2 separate regions of the Homo sapiens genome follow, and region 2 is linked to region 1. A link is a contact called in ENCODE Hi-C or POLR2A ChIA-PET data. All regions are on one chromosome and are shown on one strand. Each heading gives the region's core, a stretch centred on a gene start or an enhancer-like site at or near the end of the contact. The rest is flanking DNA. Distances are from core to core; before and after follow the strand shown. Region 1 holds the start of ATP8B4 (ATPase phospholipid transporting 8B4 (putative)). Region 2 overlaps HDC (histidine decarboxylase).

Region 1 (5,007 bases), core at 440-2,939:
CATGATGAGACAATATAAAGGCACAATATAGGTTAAAATAAATCACTCTGTGGTTTCTCAAAAAAAGTGAAAACAGATCCACCATATGATCCAGCAATCCCACTTCTGGGAATACATCCAAAAGAAAGGAAATAAGTACCTTGAAGAGATATCTGTACTCCCCTGTTTATTGCAGCACTATTCACAATAGCCAAGATATGGAAGCAATAATATTTCTTCTTGAGGAATAAAATTTTTAAATGTGGTATTTATATACAATGGAATATTATTCAGCCATGAAAAAGAATAAAACTCTATCATTTGCAGCAACATGGATGGAACTGGAGGATATTATGTTAAGCAAAATAAGCCAGGCACAGAAAGACAAATATCACATATCCTCTGTCATATGTGGGAGCTAAAAAAGTTGATCTCATGAAGGTAGAGAGGGAGAATGGTGGTTACCAGAGGTTAGGAAGGGGAAGAGGAAGAAGGGGGTGAAGGTAGGCTGGTTAATGGGTACAAACATACAGTCAGATAGAAGGAACAGGTTCTAGTATTTGATAACACGGTAGTATGACAATAGATAATGATAATTTATTTTTTATTTATAATAAACGATATAGATATAAACGATAAAATAAACGATATAGATAATGATAATTTATTGTATCTCAAAATAGCTAGCAGATTTGGAATGTTCCCAACACAAAGAAATGGTAAATGTTTGAGGTGATATATATGCTAATTACACATCGTATGCATATACCAAAATATCACATGTACCCCATAAATATGTGCAGTTATTACATATCACATAAAAAATAAAAAATACATTTAAAAAAATCAAAACTGAAATCACTCTGAGTTTACATTTTGTAGTAAAGGCCAGCATGGAGCAACAGCTGAGTAAAAGGGGATACTTCATGGGCACAGGTGTTGGTAATCCCACAAGAAAACCTGTGTTTCCTCATTTACTTTCTAACAAGACTTCAGCTTCCAATTAATGTTTTTCACCAGTTTTCTTTTCTTCAAAACAGCTAATTGTTAACCAGGGACCTGAGACACTCTCTTGCCTATAAACAAAACAACTAGAAGGATACCTTTTTCTGTTCAGACAAATTTTAGCACTAAAAACATAACCCTCAAACCTCAGAGGGATAGCTCAGTGCAAACTGTTCATGTCTAAAGCATAAATTGACCATAAACAATATATTGAATAGGTGCACTGTATACAAACCCCGTGAAAAAAATAAAACCAACTACTACCAAAGGAAGTGACAAAGACCTACAAACCAAGAAGAAATGTACCTTTATGCTACTATCATTGGTCATTTAATAGGCATGCTAACAGAGTAAAAAATAGACATTTCAAACAACAAAAAAGAAAATGTCACATCTCCCATTTCCAACTAACTCCCCCAAATTTATTTTTTAGCAAAAGGGGAATAATAAAGAATATTTGTGAAACCTTAGTCACCAAGATGAAAACAGCAAAACAAAATAGGGATCTGGAGAAAAGAAACAGATCGTTCCAACCAGCCCACAGCTAAATTTCCACTTCATCTCACTAACCATTGAATGCTACCCATCTACTCACCTCAACCCAGACTTAATCCTCTCCCCCAAAAGGAAGATTTCTCAGCAGTGCAGGAAGATCAAACAGGTATCCATTCCGTGACCATGCCAAGGAGAAAAGCAAGGCTACTCTGAAAGCTTGAGGGATGATACAGAAAACAAACTGGGTCTCTAGGGGGCATTCTCAAAAACCTGAGATCAACTCCTGGAAAAACACTCTTGACCACTTACCACCACCGGAAGCTGCTAGATGGCAATCAGAATCAGCATCTCATCAGAAGAAGAGGAAGACCTTACAAGAAAGCAGCTTCACTGTCAGTGAGGAATTGAGGGAGAAAAGCACTCCTTGGAAAAATGCTGAAAGCCCTGAAGAGCCTCTCCTCCCCTAGTTGCCTGCTCCTGCTGACAGGACAGAACTGGTTAATCTTGGGGAAACAAAAGGAAACTCCCAAGAGGCTGGCTTCTGAGGATGGCTTCCTCTGTGGGAATCAAGAATTCAGGAGGATGAAAATGAACAATGGAAGGGGACACCGGCTACCAGGCCTACTTACCAAACTTTTACCAGCCCTTGACTGAGGAAGATAAGCAAATCTGTTTGCAGTTCCCACCTGCTTTTGCAGAGATGAAAGAATCAGCAGTGGGTTTTTGTCACTTTTTTTTTTTTTTTTTTTTTTTTTTTACAGGGGAAGTTCAGCTCTCTTATGGATGAAAGCTAAGCATACTCAAGTGACATTTAGTAGGCAAAGCAATGACACTTCTTTCCCAACATCCTTAATTTCAGCACAGAGGATGCAAACATTAACCCTGATGGTACCAAAGAACAAATGCACATAGGAAATGGATTTACATCTTTTAGTTTGGAATTGCTTTTAAGGGGATTCTGGTTGTTAAAGCGGGATTAGATGAAAATAAAATATTTTGGTGCATATCTATTTTTAAAAGGAAAAATATGGCTTCTTTTAAATATGCCTAAAGCCATCTAGGAATTTTCCAGAAGTTGCATCAGATTTGCCAGTTAAGTACTGAAATCAAATAGATTTTAATCATGTCTCTATAACCAGAGCAAGCTAATCCCCTGCGCACCATCAACTCCACTCTCCTGGAACATCCTCACGCTGGGCCCTCAGGTTTTCACAGAAACAAGGGCCTTTTCCTACCAAGGTTCCACAGTAACAAGAAACTACAGATTTCTGGAAATAAGAGAGATGGCTTTCTTTCTTACATGATAAAAGAGGACCAAGAACAGCTTAGAGCAGGAAGCAATCATCTCTTTAAAATATTTAAAATAAAAAACACTTTTAAGTGAAAAACATTTTTAAGTATCACCTCTATACCATTTTTAAACCTATCATATGGGGCAAATATAAGTTTGGTAATTCCCTTTGTTAAAGAAGATATAAGGAAATCAGGGCCTTTTCCTTTTCCTATACTGTTAGTGGGAATATAAATTGGTAAAATATTTTTTAAAGGAAACTGAGTATAGTAGTGCCTATCAAGTATTGAAATGTGTATGTGTTTTTATTTCTTAGGAATTTACCTTATAGAAAACCACACACACGTGCAAACATATCTCTAAATATGTTAATTATAGCACTATGATAGCAACAACAAAAAAACACCTAAAAATGGCTTACATATAAGAGACTGCCTAAATAAGTTAAGGTATATTGATACAAAAGAGTACTATGTAGCCATTCAAAAGAGGGTAGAATTGGAGTAAGGAATCAGGTCATCTGAGTTTAGTTCTGTCTCCACCAGTGACTGGCCAGGTGACTATGCAAGCTCCTACACTTATCTGGGCCATCTGTAAAAAGATGATCATTATAGAACTTACCTCATAGGATTGTTGCAACTAAAACAGTGCCTGGAGCAAAGTAGAGACTCAATAAATTTAGCTATTATAAATAAGAGATAGGCCTCTTCAGACTGACATAGAAAAAGATGTCCAAGATGTACTGTCAAGTGAAAAGATCAAGTTGCAGAAGAATTGTGTATAAGATAATCTCATTTTTAAAAAATATTTTAAATGTGCTCGCTGTTTATTGTCTCCCTCCCACTAAAATAAAAGCTCCTTGAGAGCAGGGACTTTTGTTTACTGTTGAACTCCTGGTGTCCATAATAAGCACTCATGAATAATGAATAATGTCGAATGAATAATGATAACAGCAAGGCTCAGCAAGAAGAATAGGTGAATTCACAGAGACAGAAAGAGTAGAGGCTACCAAGGGCTGCAGGAAGAGAGTATGGGAAGGTATTGTTTAATGGGTACAGGGTTTCAGATTGGGATGATGGAAAAGTCCTGGAGATGGATAATGGTGATAGTTATACAACACTGTGAATGTACTTAAAGCCACTGAACTGTACACTTAAAGGTAGTTAAAATGATAAATGTCATGTTATGTATACCTAGCACAACTTTTTCAAAAATTTCTACTTTTTCTTCATAAGGAGTAGAAAGACGGGGAACAGAGAAGGATGTCCATCTTATAGAGGACTATTACTAGTGTGACTGCAAACCCTTGCTAATCAGAAAACAGTTTAAATTCTCGATTTAGGATACAAGAAAAAAAAAACCTTTTATTCCCATTATACAAAGGTAGCTAAACAGAGCTTAAACTTTCATCCCTATTAGGCAGTATGTGCACTGTCAGAACGCCAGGTCTGTGTTTTCAAGAGGCCTTATTTTGTTTTAAAGCCTTACTTTTGACAAACGTCCTTTATGTCTGTAGTCTAGAGTTTTCAAAGTGCTTTCTCAAGGATCATCTCAACTTGTCCTGACAAAAATCTCGTGATCATATTAAAGGAATTTTAATTAAGTATCTGAGCATTTGAGAGAAAAAAAGAATTCTGAATTTACTCACTCTTTTACCTTGTTCTCCAACTTTACACACATTTCATCAAAACGAAGAGATGGAAATTTTTATTCTTAAGAATCTGAAACCACACAACTATAAGTCTAATATACAACGGAATAAATAGCATCTTATGTTTCTTAGAACCTGTAAATATCTCTTGCCTAACTGCCAAGATAGCTAAGAAAGCCAATGAATTATGGTTTTAGATAAACAGATTAACTACCTGTAACAAGTGGGATGGCCTGGCCTATAGTTTGAAATCTACAGTTGGAAGAAATTGATCTAACATATTTTCATTCAACAAATGCAAATACTCTGCTAGACACTTTGTGGGACATAGAAAAGATGAACAAAATATGATTCCTGCTCCTGTGATGCTTATCAGCTGCTGGAAGGAATCAGATGTGCAGATGAGGAGATTCTGCAATTTAAGTCTCTGACATTGAGAATGGGATTGACAAATAGTAGATTTAGTCACTTTATGTCAATTCAATTTAATAACAATAAAATAAATTAAGATTTAATTGATTACCTGGAATTTAGTCATAACAGAAGTTTTAGGTTTTGTTGTGTTTGTCTGTTTGTTTGCTTGCTT
Region 2 (4,612 bases), core at 901-3,400, 130 kb after region 1:
GATCACCTGAGCCTGGGGAGGTCAAGGCTGCAGTGAGCTCTGATGGCACTACCGCACTTCAGCCTGAGCAACAGAGACCTCATCTCAAAAATAAATAACAATAAATAAATAAGGCAGACAAATATAGAAAGGTTAAGTAATTTGTCTAAGGTCATCAAACAGTAAAGGGTAGAACTAAAAATCCATTCTTTAAAGCACTTCTCTGTAACACAGAAATATGAAATTTAATTTTATATAACTTTCCAAGAGCTCAGTGTAGTAGAAAGCAGCCCAGAACTATGAAGAAAGGATTTGGAATTGGGAGGCTTCAGGGAAAGTCCCGGGCCTTCTTCCCTCAAGCAGGGCAATTACTCCCTCTGAGCCTTGCCAGGTTAGAGTGACCACCCCAGGCACTGTGCTAAGGATCTAATGAAGAACTAGAATTTATTTTTGTATTGAAGGCATTACGCAAGTGTCAATAATTATCATCACCGTCAAGTTGAAGAGATAAAATCAAATCATATCAAACAACTTTATTTTAATTCCATTTCTTCTATTGTGGGACATTGGAAGAACTTTGAGCACAGTTTTGTAAAGGTGTTTGAGTAGGTGATCACAGGAATGCTAATGAAGCAGAAACCAGAACAGATGGAATAGGCAGAAAAGCTTCTAGTGGAAGCAGAATTTAATCCATTCACAACATTTGGAGAGGAGAGGGTAGTTCAGGTGAAGGACACGGGTGAAGGTGCAGAGATGGACTGAGCATGAGGTCTGGATGGGTCGATGAAATGCCCAAGCTAAGGTAGGAGCTAATCGTCAAGTCCTTGAAAGCCAGGCCCAGGAGTGTGGGCCTCATATGGTAGGCAATGGGGTTGCTAATAGGAGGAATTCAGGGGTTTGATTTGCAAACAGAAGTGCTAAGGGAGGTTAGTCAGGATCTGCACATTGAATATCCAGTCCCAAACTGTAAGCAAAAAAATGTTCCTAATTACTTGTAACCTCCACCAACCATTCCCCGCCCACAACCCTCCAGTCTTGAGTCTGCATTTCTAGAAACAGCACAAAGTGCCTAAAGTTCCTCAATATTGTTGGTGGCAGCTGCTCATTGGTAAACAACCAGTGGTGATTACAAAGGTAAAATTACCAACATTAAAACCAGTCATAGGAAACTGGAGAACATTATGTTAAGCAAAATAAGCCAGGCACAGAAGGACAAATTTCACATGTTCTCACTCAAACGTGGGAGTTAAAAAGTAAGCAAACTGAGCTCGTGGAGACGCACAGTAGAATGATGGTTGGCAGAGGCTGGGAAGGGTAGCAGGGAATGGGGGATAAAGAGGTGATAGTTAACGGGCGCAAAAATACAATTAAATAGATCTAATGTTAGGCGGCACAATAAGGCAACTATAGTTAACTATAATTTGCTGTACATTTCAAACTAACTTAAAGAATGGAACTAGAATGTTTCTAACACAAAGAAATGATAAATGGTTGAGTGGTGGATACCCAGTTACCCTAATTTGATCATTGCACATTGTATGCCTGTATCAAAACCTCACACATACCCCATAAATATATACGTAATTATTATGTAAGCATAATAATTATTTTTTTTAAATGTTAAAAAAAATCATAGTTACCGCTTCCACCACTTCATTTTGGTTTGTGTTTGTTTAACCAAGAAGGAATTCCCTAGAGGAAAGGTGGAAGGACAAAGACACACATAGGCAGAAAGGACAGTGTCTTCAGCTTCCCCCACTACTTTTATCAATGGCTTTGTCTTGCATGTGGACTCTTGTAGAAGTGGGAGAACAATGCCAGTGGCCAGAGTTCTTAGTTAAGTCCCGCTTCTTCCATGAAGAACATGGGAGAGAGGCTGCACCTGTCTCATTTACCTCTGTGTCCCTTTCTTAGCACAATACCTTGTAATTGTTGAATTGAATAGAAATAAATTAAGCAAAATAGGCCTTCAATAAATGCCTGTTGATGCAGGGAGGTTTGTTCCAGACTTGGTAGGTCTACCTGTCCAAGCCAGGGGAGCTTTATTTCAGGCATAATCATAATAGTGCTAAAATATTCAGCCAGCTGTGACCATTGAGGTAATTCCAAAGCAGATAGGATCCTACCCTGGCCACACACACTTCCCCTTGATTTACTTTCTCTTTCTCTTTCCTGCAAACCAGACTCTGGGGCCAACCCTCCCCAGTGCTCAGTGACAGCAAGGGGAACGGTGAGACACTCAGCAGAGGACAGGCATCAGGCAGCCCTCAGGGCATGTTGTGCTCAGCGCTCCTCTGGTTAACAAAGAGAATCAAGTCCCAGGAGCTGAGGAACAGGCCCAGACACCTGAACCACACACCGCAAGTCTCCTAGGCAGATCTGCAAAGTAGAAACCAGCCTTCCTCGCCATGAGAAAACAGAGGAACACAGGCTCAGCCCCCACAGCAGCATGCTACATACATGTCTGACATGTGCTTGAAGATTCTTCACCCCGAAGGACCGAATCACGAACCAGAGTTTAACAGAGCGAAACCGTCGGCTCAGGGGGATCTGCCAGTGCTAGAAACAAAGGAACACAGTGCCCAAGGTTAGAGACAAGGGTGCCCCACTCCCTCGGGCATTTCTGGGCATTATCTGTTGCCTGCCCAGCCCTCCAGGGATGGACGATGTCACCATGACTCTGGGAGCTGTTGCTAAGGAGTAAGCCAAGCTCCCCAAGGGTTGCCCCATCGTGTGACCAAATCACTGATGAAGGTGGCCAATAGTCACTTGTCTGAGAGCCAGACAAGTGGAAGTCAAGTCCATTACCCTGAACCAATGAGAAGGGCACTTTGCTTTCAAGTGCTGCTTTAAACATTTCATCCCGGCCCAGAAACTCAACATAAGGGAAATACATTTTTACTCTAAATGAATCTTTATTCCTTGAATAGCAGAAAATAAAGTTCTATTTTTATTCCTCCCAAAATGTAAAGTATGGTAGTTAGAGCACAGACACTAGAGCCCTGCAGACCTAGGTTTCGCCTCCAGCTGTGCCACTTACTAGCTGTGTGACCTTGGGTAGTGCCACCTCACTGGCTCATCAGTCCGGGACATAAAGAACCAATTGCACCTCCCGGGCAAGTGGTGTGAGGACAAAGAACGCCAAGAGCCTCAGAAGAAGTTGTCAGTAGGTGTTGGCTATTTAGATTATTTTAAAATGTGAGCTACAAATCACAGTAGCATTTCTGTCTAGAGCCAAGATGACCCCTATTTAACCTTACACTGCCTTGTTCATTTTCCTGTGAGATTCCTGTGATCTGAGAGCCATCACTCCAGCTGTCAGATTTCAAATGAGCACCCAAATTTCTGCCGCTGTTAGATGAAAATTGACTCTTTGCTCCTGGTGGCCAAATTCAACAGAGCTTAAAGTTCAAGGTTGCAGTCACCATACATCTGAAAATTTCCAAATCAATTTCAGACTGATTTCTCAGATCTGAAAATAGAGCAGAGGATTTGGAAAACATTTACAGTTATTCTAATGAGTCACGTGGTTTCCTAATGACATCTCCCTCAAACGTCAGAAAGTTTCTACCACAATTTCTGTTGACTAAAAATAAATGTTTGTCCCACTGCGTATTTATCTGCCCATACACAAGATTATCAAATCCTCACAAATGTCCTCACCTTCACCCTTCACCCCAGTTTCCTGAGCCAGGCACAGTTGGGATGTTACCCCTTTGTTGATGGACAATGTTTCCCCAGCAGAAAACTACTAAGCCTTTGATTTCCAAGCAAAACTCTGTTGTGCTGGGGAGCAGCTTGGGGGCTTTTGTGCCAGCAGAAGGCATCAAAACCTGAAAATGGAACAAAATTGCTGTAACAAGGAAAGTGTCAACTCCACCTCTTGTCCAATGGACACTCCAAGAGAATAATGAACGGATGATAGGGATCATCTGTCAAAAGGTTCTGGTTTCCAGATAGTTATAGCCAATTTATTTCATATATAGAGAGAGCTACTTTATTTTACCAGCAAATAAACCAGGATAGGCAGAGGTGATTTTATTTTGATTTCTTCACAATCTTCCTTATTCCCAGTTGCTCCTTTTCTTGTCACTATTCCAAAACTGATCCATGCTGACTCAGCAGAGTGGTTCTAGCCAACATTTTCTGTTGGATCAAAAAATCTGGACGTATAAAGCCTGACAGGGCTCTTCTTTACCTTGAGGCATCTCCAGCCTCCTCTGTGTCCTTGTAAGGTCCTTGCAGGGCTCCCTTGCCAAGGCTAAGGTAACGCTCCCTCCACTGGTGCTCTCTGTCCAGTGAGAGGCAGAAAACAGGGAGCTTCTCCGCTGTCAGAGAATCTAGCCCTGATTTTAGGTGATTCCAGGACCCCAGGGGTTAAGCACCTAAGTCTTCTCTCCTGGGATGCTGCCCTGTTTCTGGCTCATCTCAGAGCAGGACTGAGCTTCTGTTCAAAGCTGCAGCCACCTGGGTGGGAAAGACATTGGGCCCAGGTGAGAGTAGCTCTGAGGACCCTCAGGATCATGAAAAAGATAGCAACTTCACTTTTCTAGGAGTTTCTTCATGGACTTGAAAATCAAATCCATAGGATTAAAGGTGGGGGAAGGGTAAGTGTAAGGCAGTGCCTTCTGGG

What was found. Hi-C counts contacts between places; a loop is a spot of excess contacts on that map. ChIA-PET counts read pairs that join two places held with the same protein, here RNA polymerase II (POLR2A). Pooled maps may share reads with other maps.
Region 2: a loop to region 1 is called in a pooled map, with 3 times the contacts of the local background. The contact joins the enhancer-like site here to the promoter of ATP8B4 in region 1. A Hi-C loop is called at or near these places in 2 of 37 single-sample maps with no recorded cell type and 8 of 50 pooled maps. POLR2A ChIA-PET finds 5 or more read pairs at or near these places in 1 of 52 experiments (activated T-cell).

The regions. Positions count from the first base shown.
Region 1 is chr15:50,117,544-50,122,550 of GRCh38, forward strand. It overlaps ATP8B4 (ATPase phospholipid transporting 8B4 (putative)), which reads right to left and starts at 1,690. Exons shown (of 28, transcript NM_024837.4): 1 at 1,580-1,690.
Region 2 is chr15:50,245,806-50,250,417 of GRCh38, forward strand. It overlaps HDC (histidine decarboxylase), which reads right to left. Exons shown (of 12, transcript NM_002112.4): 10 at 2,440-2,538. Among named protein-coding and RNA genes, the nearest start is that of HDC, 18 kb to the right of the region's middle. Within about 2 kb of position 2,151, at least 9 of the 41 ENCODE cell types and tissues checked have a DNase peak (open chromatin) inside an H3K27ac peak, as active enhancers do.